Regions from separate parts of the Homo sapiens genome. Here region 1 is linked to region 2. The links are chromatin loops, found by intact Hi-C in ENCODE. Cell type or tissue: endothelial cell of umbilical vein. All regions are shown on one strand. Links, peaks and the distances in the headings refer to the core of each region. The heading gives the core; the rest is flanking DNA. Region 1 has its middle 130 kb from the start of LINC01776. Region 2 overlaps LINC01776 (long intergenic non-protein coding RNA 1776).

The links. Hi-C counts contacts between places; a loop is a spot of excess contacts. Peaks named below come from ENCODE experiments on the same cell type or tissue, not always from the same donor. Only the 100,000 strongest peaks of a DNase experiment are listed, where the experiment ranks them.
Region 1: it touches region 2 in a loop (7-fold over the local background); 1 of 110 quality-filtered maps calls a loop at or near these places.

What each region holds. Positions count from the first base shown.
Region 1 is chr1:98,342,187-98,347,579 of GRCh38, forward strand. No RefSeq gene overlaps it. Among named protein-coding and RNA genes, the nearest start is that of LINC01776, 130 kb to the left of the region's middle. In endothelial cell of umbilical vein, for the core only: no CTCF peak of the experiment used is centred there; a DNase peak (open chromatin) is centred at 2,685; H3K27ac peaks cover 3,050 bases.
Region 2 is chr1:98,261,382-98,266,774 of GRCh38, forward strand. All of the region lies in intron 2 of LINC01776 (long intergenic non-protein coding RNA 1776), which reads left to right. All of the region lies in intron 1 of LOC124900404 (a long non-coding RNA gene), which reads left to right. Among named protein-coding and RNA genes, the nearest start is that of LINC01776, 53 kb to the left of the region's middle. In endothelial cell of umbilical vein, for the core only: no CTCF peak of the experiment used is centred there; a DNase peak (open chromatin) is centred at 2,630; H3K27ac peaks cover 2,111 bases.

The DNA of each region.
Region 1 (5,393 bases), core at 184-5,183, 81 kb after region 2:
TGGGTATGGTGGTTCACGCCTGCTATCCCAGCACTTTGGGAGGCCGAGGCGGGCAGATCACCTGAGGTCTGGAGTTCAATACCAGCCTGACCAACATGCCGAAACCCCATCTCTACTAGAAATACAAAAAATTAGCTGGGTGTGGTGGCGGGCACCTGTATTCCCAGCTACTCGGGAGGCTGAGGCAGGAGAATCCCTTGAACCCGGGGGATGGAGGTTGCAGTGAGCTGAGATCACGCCACTGAACTCCAGCCTGGGAGACAAGAGTGAAACTCTGTCTCAAAAAAAAAAAAAAATTAAATTAAATTTAAAAACAATTCTGGCTGATATGCTTCTAAAAGCATTCTGGAGAATGCATACTTACCAGGAAACCTGATTGTCCCTAGGCATTCAGCATTGTCACATTGAGCACTGCCCAAAAGGTGCTTGCCTGCATTGATGTTGTCAAATAGTAACTCCCTTCACCTGACAGAGACACTCACTGGTTTCCCTTTTTGCCTCCTGTGACCACAGCTCAGGATCTTGCATGAATACTCTTCTTTCCCTAGATAGCATCAAGTTCACTTTCTTCAATACAGGGAGCATTCCATTTGGCACTGGTCAGAAAAAATTCTTCATTCTACTCAATGAAACAATCTACCCTTTAAGACATTGCTCATTTTGAAGCACAAACCAATCAGTGCTACCCCCGGACCTAATTCCTAATGTTGGGGGACAGGGTCATACTCTCCCTTCACCTCATGTTACCCCTCCTGCTAGACAGGATTCTCATTGCATTGCCAAGACTTGCGAGTGGTGTAATGACTCCCTGGTAGTCAGACATCATCAGAGGCTGTGAGACATTCACTAAGCTTATGAGGTTTCAATGAGAAGAATAATTAGATTTAAGATAAAAAAAATCTACTAGCCTTCCTTTCCAAGTTCCAGAGATGGCTAAGAACGTTGACAAAAAAAAAAAAAAAAATGCATTCTAGGCCAATCCCAGGAGTGTCCTGATGAAGGCTATTTTTGAACTAGCGGTGCATGAAAAGAAAAATCTGCTTTGAATGTGGATGAGTAAACAACACAACACACACAAATTTAAATTTCTGAAGAAACAATTTCCACATATTTCACCTTTTCGCTCCTATTCTCATCCCAGTCACATGGTTAAGAAAATCTCAATCTGAATATGGATAATCTGAAAACTCTAAATATCACTCTCTGAAAAGATATTAATTGGAAAGTACTTTTCTAAATTATAAAATTAGAAAAAGTTCATATGTTGTATTGCTTTTTTGTGTTTTGTTTTTGTTTGTTTTTTCTTACCCACTACAAGCTTTCTGTTTGGAGTGACTATTACATAGCAGCACCAAGTAACCACTCCCCGACTCTACCCTTTTTTTTGATGTAATTTGAAGAAGCCAGCCCATTATATAAAGGAAAGTGAATTAACCTTTCTTCCTACTCATCTCTTCACCAGACAGGCAACGGGAGGCCCTGGCCAATCTCTGTGCAATTTGATCTACTCTCACATTTGAAAGTGTAAGAAAGTACAGTGTAGAGGAAAGACACAGGCTTGGTAACCAGGTAAATCTAAGTTTAAATCCTTGCTCTGATTCTTATTAACTACATGAGCTTAGGAAAATTAATTTCCTGAACCTCAGTTTGACCATGTGCGAAAATGTAACCAAAGTGTGGTCATGAGGATTAAAAAAAATACGTGTATTAAATACAAGTAGCTCAGATCTTGACTCATTAAATGCCCAACAAATGGCACATATTTCCTTTTACGTATTTTTGTGTTTTAAAAAAAATTGTAAATATTTATCTATCCATCTACTTATCTAACCATCCATCCATGCATCCATCCCTCTAGAAAATCAGAGAAACATATAATTAATGCTGAATTTTTATGCTAATGCATGTCTCCTAATCACAATGCTTTCTGTTTAGGGATCATTGGAATAAAGCTTTTTTTTTTTGGAAGAAAAACACAGTATAAGCTTTTTGAAGCTTGGAAATAAGCCTTAAGACCCACACTTAAATTGACTGAATTTTTGAGGCATGTTGATAAATAATAGAAAAAAACATACATACATTTGTACTAGGTAAAATGTGCTTAAAATTGAAATTTTGAAACTTGTAATTCTTACTAATTTTTTTCTTGTATTGTTGTACTAATAGTGTAGTATTTTGCATAAGATCAATGCCCATACAATATGTCCTTATTAAATTTAATTGACAACTGGGAGAAAAAATTGTGGGTTACCAATTTAAGGGAATTAGCACTTAAGTAAATAAGAATTAACCACCCCGCCTCCACACACACACACATCCCCAATGGTCCTCAAACAACCACAGTCAAAAGAAGATTGTTAAAGTACAAAATGTACTCTGGTTATTTATTTTCACCATTGTTTGAGTTCAATTATTTATGATAATAGCATCCTTATAAGTGTACTGTAGGCTACTTTCTACAGTAATAAAGTTTTAGTAATATGAGCAGCCAATGTACTACTCTGCTTGCAAATCTTTTCTGATAAGCTAGATGTCATGTTTAATTTTTAAAATCGGTGCTTGTATTTGAGACTTAGGTTTGAGCATACACTAGTTAGCCATTTCATACCTCAGTATGCTGTATTTATTTTAGGCTGCCATATTTGTGCATGCCAGTTATGTATAACTAAACTTGAATAGAAGGAAATCTGTCTTGAGGGGTACACAGACTTTTGTGATAAAAGGTCTTCCTAGTCTATAGATTCCTGACTAGTGAATCATGAAGACCACCTCCTGTTTCCTGTTACCGAGTAGCATAATTTGTTATTTCTACACATGACTCTGTTTCCTGGGGAGGAGCAGCGGGGAGAGGACAGACTATGATTACTCTTTACTCCCAGGCTCCATTAGTACCCTGTCATAGCTGGATAAAGTACTGGGTATCTGCAGGTGTGCATTAAATAATATTCATAATGCCTTTAGGGAAACACAACTGCATCTTGTTAATGTAATAGTTTATAATCATTAAATTACCATTAGAGAAATTTTATTGATGTCACTACTACCTATGATCCATTGATTCTTCATGAGCAAATGGTATATGAAGGTTTCATAGATTTGCTCCTTCTCTGTCATGGAGTTCTCACATCACATACCGCTTCTGCATCCTACATTCCTATCCTCATCCATCTATTGATAGAGATTCCAGTTCTGAGATCTTTTGGGGTTTCTGTCAAGTTTTATATTCACCGTTTTCTAGCTGTGATGGGAGGGACTTGAAGCATTCTCTGGAAATGTGTATGCAGAAGGGATAAAGGAAAGTAGCTCAGCAGAAGGCACGTTGCTGACCTTTATCCACCACTGGGAGATAATACTATAAAGAAAAAATAAATAAATAAGCTAGAGAGTTTTAGTGTGTAACTTTATTGAGGAATTCCATGATTTACTGTTCAATATAGCAAGGCTTATCATGTAACTTAGCTGTGGAACTCTCTGATTTACTGTGAAGCACATTGGGGCTTATCATGTAACTATTACACGAGAGTCTTGGCAAAGACATGGTTAGGGTTTTGCAGAGACCATTAAGAGTGACTGACATGCTTTCCTCAAATGAACCAAAGCAGACTCTGGCTAGCAAACACAATTGTTATTCTCTGCATCTGAAATTCTAGTATTTTAAATTTATTCGGCACAGATTTTAAGGGTAACTTATATGCCTACTTTATCTTTCATCATTTTATATCGAAGCTTCTGCTTTATGGTAAATTGCTATATGAGGTTTACTGTTTTATGATTCTATTATCCATTTTTCAGGATTTAAACTCCTTTTAAAAGAGACATTATAGCTGGAGAAGCAGCACATTAAAACGCATGAAGCATGGGACATTTCCATCTCATGTCAGTCTCAGATTTAAGGCCTTCAAAGACTCCCTTGCCATTAGGATAAAATCAGAGCTTCATAGCCAGGGACATAGGGCCCTGCAAGTTAAGTTCCTTCTTCTTGTGAGGGAAGACCATTATGTGGAAATGGAAATATCCTCTAAACAGAGACTACAGTCCCCAAGTATTAGGATATACTGATTTTTGCTACTCATGAGAAACTAGAATTAAACAGCAATGATCATAAAGGTCTTAAGCAATTTATGCAAAAAAAAATTTGCTTTTTTCAGGCTTACCCTTTCCTGAGGATGATGTCTATGTCTTATTCTTTGAATTCTTGGCATTTAGGGCAGTCTGTGGCACCTATTGGGTCCTCAATAATTTTGAAATATGAATAAAAGTTGAACTACTTGAGATTTCTCCTTCATTTGTGTCTCCATATCTTTGCTCACACAATTACACCTGCCTGTCCATCTTGTTTCCTTCTTCATCAAATGACTGGCTACTAACCCTGTTGTAAGTTTGGAATTAGAATAATTTTTTTCCTGATCCTCTTCCTCTTGCTCCCATAGGATCCAGTGCAGATCTATATCACTTATCAAATTAAATTCTAATCAAATTTACATGCCCAATACTCCTTTTCACTCTTTTGACCAATAAAACCTAGAACCTAAGTTAATTTCTGACATAAATTGGATATTTAGTATTTTTTAATTGAACGAGTGAGTGAAGTTAATCAATGATGGTGAGTGGGCCTATTTGTTGTGACAGTGAATGACAAAAATGCCAAAATTCTTCTAAGAAAATCTTTGGTTTAATCAACAGATAGAAATAAATAGGTCAAAGAACAACATAACGTTGAGCAGTAAATAAAATAATGAAAAAATTTGATGATGATGTAATCATAGCATGGTGGATAAAAGCAAAGATTTGGGGGCAAGAGCGCCTGGGTCCAGATCTTGATTTTTTTTAATTAGCTGTGAGACTTTAGGCAGGTTACTACACCTCTCTGTGCCTGAGTTTCTTCATCAGTAAAAGAAAGATTATAATCATACCTGCTGTGTAGGATTATTATGATATTATATTAAATAGCTATCAAGTGTTATGAAAAGTCCCTAATACATAGAAACAATTATTTAAGTATTAGCTATAATAATACTATGATTGTTGTGTACTCTTCCCAGTCTCTTTTGAAAATTTTAGTGATTATTAGTATCCTCGTTTTTAATTTAATTTCCACAGTATTTTCCATATGAGTATGGCTGGCTTAAAATTCCATTAATTAGAGGTAGAATGGAAACTAGAGATAATTTGTTATTTAGGAAGAGAAGATAGAATTTGGTAGGCTGAAGAGTTAATAGAACTCTTAAACTTGAAGTTTTTAGACTGGAAATTTATAGTTATTTTATGCTGGTATCTCTACTTGGAAAACCTACTCCATTTAAATACCTTCTTAATTCAGATTATGGCATCCCAGCAAATAGCTGTGATTTAGCCCTGAACTTGTGGAAATTTGCCTATTTTATGGTCGGAAG
Region 2 (5,393 bases), core at 169-5,168:
AAAAAAAAAAAGTTGCTATCCACTCTAGACTTAGCTAATGCCCTGCTTTTCTCCCCATCTCCCACTCACATAGGAAGTTATATTATGCATTATTCATCACTTACCTCACTACAATTGTGAACCTTGATTTTTCTTTTTCTTTTGAGTTCTGAGCTCTTTGAGACCTATCTGTGTATTTTCAGCACCCAGCAAAACTCCAGGTATAGGCACACAATAAATATTGTTGAATAAATAAACTGGTATAAGTGAACATACCTATAAATATTTCTTCCATTAGTTAACTCATTGTCATTAATTGCACACATATTTGAGTGCCTACTACGTGCCCAAAGGATATTGTGCTACGTAGTGATAGCAACACAAATGGCAGGTTTTGTTAACTAAGTGATATGTCAATTTCGAATGAATAAATATTTCTACCTTTTGATCTTTTCCTTTCAGTATTATGCCCACCATGTCCTCTAACATGCATACTTAAGTTTAAATTTTTTAAATGGGCAAAGTGCACCTAATTTCATTGCACATATTTAAGCAGAGCTTTAGTATTGATTAAAAGTTGTAATGCAGTGCTTCCCTTGCTGACCTCCCAGTCCATTAATACTGTCTGTATTTCATCAGCAGACCTTTGTAAGCATCCACCATGGGTTAGACTCTCACTGTGCTTGGTGCTTAGGAAAGGGCAGAGAAAGGCATATACTATTACTACTGGCCTTATGAGAGTAACAGTCTAGTGGGAGAGGCAAGTGTTTTCCAAATAACTATTCAATGATTACTGTGACTAATATTACAAAGGAGAATAAAATGCTATAAGAACATAAAATATGAGAGTGAATTTAGAAGGACGATGGAGTCTTTGTGCTGTTTCCTATACCTAGAACACTCTTCCCACTATCATTTCTCTAGTCTAATTTTCAGATCTCACTCTAACAGCTACTTTTTAGAGACCTCCTTAGCCTCCTCTCCCACCTCATCTCAGGCTCATCTAAATTAGATCTTTATTTTTTTCTCTCATAGCATTCCATTGTGTCCCTTCAAACCCATTATCATACATGTGTTACATGTGAATTTGTGTAATTATTCATTGTTTGTATTTTCTGTTGTTTTAAGCTCCAAGGAAGTGAGAGCTGCATTTCTTTTGTTCACATACTCAAGGTTTAGCACAGTGCGTGAATTTATCACGGGTTCAATAAATACAGATGGCATACGTAAATGGAGGAATAAATGAATGAGTGAATGTATACATGAATGAACTGATATTTAAGCTAGATTCTGAGCAACAGTCAGTTGGAAGTAGCCACATAGAGAATAGAATGCCTTCCAGACAGATGGAACAGCATGTGTGAAAGTGCCTGAAATGCCAGAGAGATATAGGCTCATTTTTGAAGCAATTCCTGAATATCAGAAGGCAAAGAGTAAAGAGAAAAGGGACACAATATGAAGCTGGAGGCATTGGAACACCCCATAGCTTCCAGAGCCTTTTACACCCTGTTAGGACGTTCAAATTATATTTAATATTATATATAATACTTGTGTGTGTGCATGTATATGGTCAATTGGTACTGAATTACTACACTGCATTCCAGCCCCCCAGATAAGGAAAACTTGATATTTTTGTACCCGCAAACCGTCAAGATGTATACTTAATTCTGCTATATGGAACACTGTTTTTAAAACAGATCACTACTCGAGATTATAGAATAGGCGAACTGACTTAGCACAGAAAAAACATGGTGCACAGCACATTCAAATTAAGTCAGACCCTCCATGTGCCTGAAGAACCTGTTGGTAAACAGCTGTATAATGAGAGGCTGACTGCTCCCTGCCCTTCTTCAAGTTTGCTTGAGTACTGTGGCTTAGTGTTTGTGTGTGTATGTGTGTTTTCCACTATGATTATCCAAAATCAGGAATGCATTTAACAAATAGTAATGATATACTGGAAATAAAATTTTCCACCTAAGACTTCACCTCACTAGTTAGCCTCGTTTTCAGAAGGCTTGAACATACATACACTCATACACATTGTCCATACAATTACTTTGAAATACAAATGAGATTTGAGATTACATTATATTGTGTCTAGACCCTGATGTTCAAAGTCAGAAAATTATACTTTAGAGTATAAGTGACTCAGTGCATTTAGAGTTTGGCCTTAGGTGGGAATATGCTACATTTACACTATCGGCTGCAACTGTGAATGGAGAAATGAAGAAAGGTGATATAAACACAAGGTTTGGCATATCAGGTTTTCCTATTCTTAAAGTCAGCTTATGAGTTCACATAAGTCATTTTGTTAAGGCGTGGACTTTGTGTTTTCTCCATTTTGAATCTGTAAGAGAACAGGGAGCTTTTTATTTAGTGAACTCTTGCAAAGACACAAACCCCTGGACATCTAAAGCATCTCTCATTCATTAGATGCAGTCAGACAGAGGTTTGTGTGCTCTCAGTGACCTTGCTACCACACTCTAGCTTCCTGGAGCAATGCTGGAGTGTGTTCCTTTCTGGCTTGGAGTCTTTCGCATGACAGGCTCTGAACACATTCATCGAATATGTTAAAGAACTCAGATCCTTTCTGGGCATGACCTTATTTGTTGTAAATACTCTCAAGGGAGGGTATTAGTTGTTCCCAGTCCCTGGAATACTCCTAATTTGTGGTATAATGCTAGCTGATGCCAGCTAACATTTATTACAGGCTTATTTTGTTCCATTAGTTTTCATATATTAAATCATTTATTTCTTACAACAAACCTAGAAGGTAAACACAGACGAGGTTCACAGAGTTTATCCAAAGTCACATAACTATGAATCATAAAGCTGGAATTTGGACACGAACAGTCTGACTTCCTCCATCTTTTTTTTTTTTTTTTTTTTTTTTTTAAGACGGAGTTTCGCTCTTATTGCCCAGGCTGGAGTGCAATGGTGCGATCTCGGCTCACCACAACCTCCGCCTCCCAGGTTCAAGCGATTCTCCTGCCTCAGCCTCCCAAGTAGCTGGGATTACAGGCCACCATCACGGCCAGCTAATTTTGTATTTTTAGTAGAGACGGGGTTTCTCCATGTTGAGGCTGGTCTTGAACTCCTGACCTTAGGTGATCCGCCTGCCTCGGCCTCCCAAAGTGCTGGGATTACAGGCGTGAGCCACTGCGCCTGGCCGACTTCCTCCATCTTAATGTCTAGGCTGTGTTGCTACTGAAGTGGAGTGATGTGGCTTTTTAGATGACACATTGATGAACAGTTTTTATTTTAATTACATTAGAAATAGGCAATTTGCACATCAAAGTCATGATTTCATGGTTATTGCTCAGGATAGAGCTAAGGTAAAAAGGTGATTCCATTTAAATGTATATATAAAATATTAAATAAAAAACTAGTAAAACAGATATGACAAAAATATGTGGCAAAATAATGACGAAAATTGTGTAACATATCCCTAATATACTAAAGTACGGAGAAAATCTGTTTGATTTACAGCAGGGTGGACCACATGGCAAAGTCAATGCTTTTCTACAGTTAAGGGTGCTGTTATTTAGACATACCGTGGTTATTACGCTTCATGCTCTGTTACTCCTCAACAAAATGGCAATTACAGAGGCAGGTGTATGCTTTACTGAATGCCAGAAAGGTGGAAAGATTTTTCAGATTTTTTAAATTAGACATAGCTTTCTAATTTTCCAGGAGAATATTACTTATTATTAAGTTTTAATGTTTCCAGTAATTTACTGCGATTTGATGAACAACTTGCAAATTACAATATAGATTGTCATGACTAAATACTCTGTGGGGGCAGGGTTTGTAGCTACAAATCTGTACTCCACGCCGGTAGGGTGCTTGTTAGATTGAATTGGATACATGACTTCCTTTCTAAAATCTGGCAGGACAGAGAATTATTTGTTTCTAACCCATACACCTCCCCACCACATAAGAAATTAGAAAGCCTCAAATCCCCATTTCTCCTTATCTGCTGTTTTCTTCCAAGCTTCAAGAAACCAGAAACTTATCAAGCACCCCTAAATCATGGCAATCCTTTCCCTAGGCATAGAGTTGAAGGCAACTAGTAATAACGTATATTTTTTTCTATCCTGCTATACTTGTTACATAGGGAATAAATTAAAGGATAGAAGAGCTACAAAAATTTAGATCATTGTACTTATTAAAAGGCAGGGATGATCTTTTAGGGCTAAAAGAATAAAGTTTTAATTTGATTCTGCAATATTTCCTATCTGAAAAAGGCCCGCAGCTGTACTACCTGCTCTTGTTTAGCCAACTCTTCTTCCCATCCTAGTTCTAAAGTTTTTTCCCAAATTTCCTCCTTCATGAAGTTTACACATGGAATTAGACAGATGACTTGGATCAAGCTATAAGAAAGATCTTCAGAGAGGTTCCTGTAAGTTCCTTCCAAAGATCCTAAATGATGCTTACAGAGTCAGAAATTTCTTTATTAGGGATTTATTTCTCCACATTAAGTAATCGTGTCTCCAGAAATTCCCTGTCAAAATAATAATGCAAGTAATACAAACAACACTATAATTGGCTGCTAAGATCTTGATATTTTTCTTGGATAGTTAGCAACTAGTGTTAAATCAATAAGGAAACTGTGTAAATTCTTTTAAAAAAGTCTTTTTTCCTTTACAAAGCAAGACAAATTTATTCTAGATAACTTGGAAAATACTACTAAACAAAGGAAAATCAATCAAAATTCTATCATTCCTGGTAATTTTACATTATATTTGATGTATATCCTTCTAAACTTAAATATACATTTATGTGTTTATTTTTTCATATTTTCTCAAATATTTGAATATCTTAATAGTCTTCTACAGCATGTTATTCTTTTCCTTGAAGGTACTATTTTATAATCAATCTCCTCTGTTTGAAAATTGTTGAGTCCATATTTTTTGATACTGTAAACAGCATTGCATTGAAATTTTTAAATAATTAACTCTGAGTTTTTATGATAATTTCCTTAGAATAAATTAGAATGAATTATGAGGTATTTTTGAAAAGTTGCATGCCTAGGTCTGATGTCAGTCTGAGTGGAGGAAGGGCCATTGGTAGTGGCATATGACATGATGTCAATGATAAACTGCCTCTTTGACAATTTCACCAAAGAATTCCTCATCCTTTTTCAAGCAGTGTGCACAGTTAAAATTTGTGTGCTCTGCTCTACAGAGCTTTCCTTTAGTCTTCTTTTGACATTCCATAGGGACTTCTTTACTCTTTCCCATTGGACTGTAAGTAACTTGATGGCTAGAGGGTGTTGTTGTCAAATAAAGACTTAATATTTGCAGAAATGACTTATCAAATATTTAACTCAGAGTTATCTTTGCTAGGATTCTCAATCAGAAGCTTTTCTTTAAGCTGAGGTTGCTTTATTCTGATAAATCAAATGATTTTTG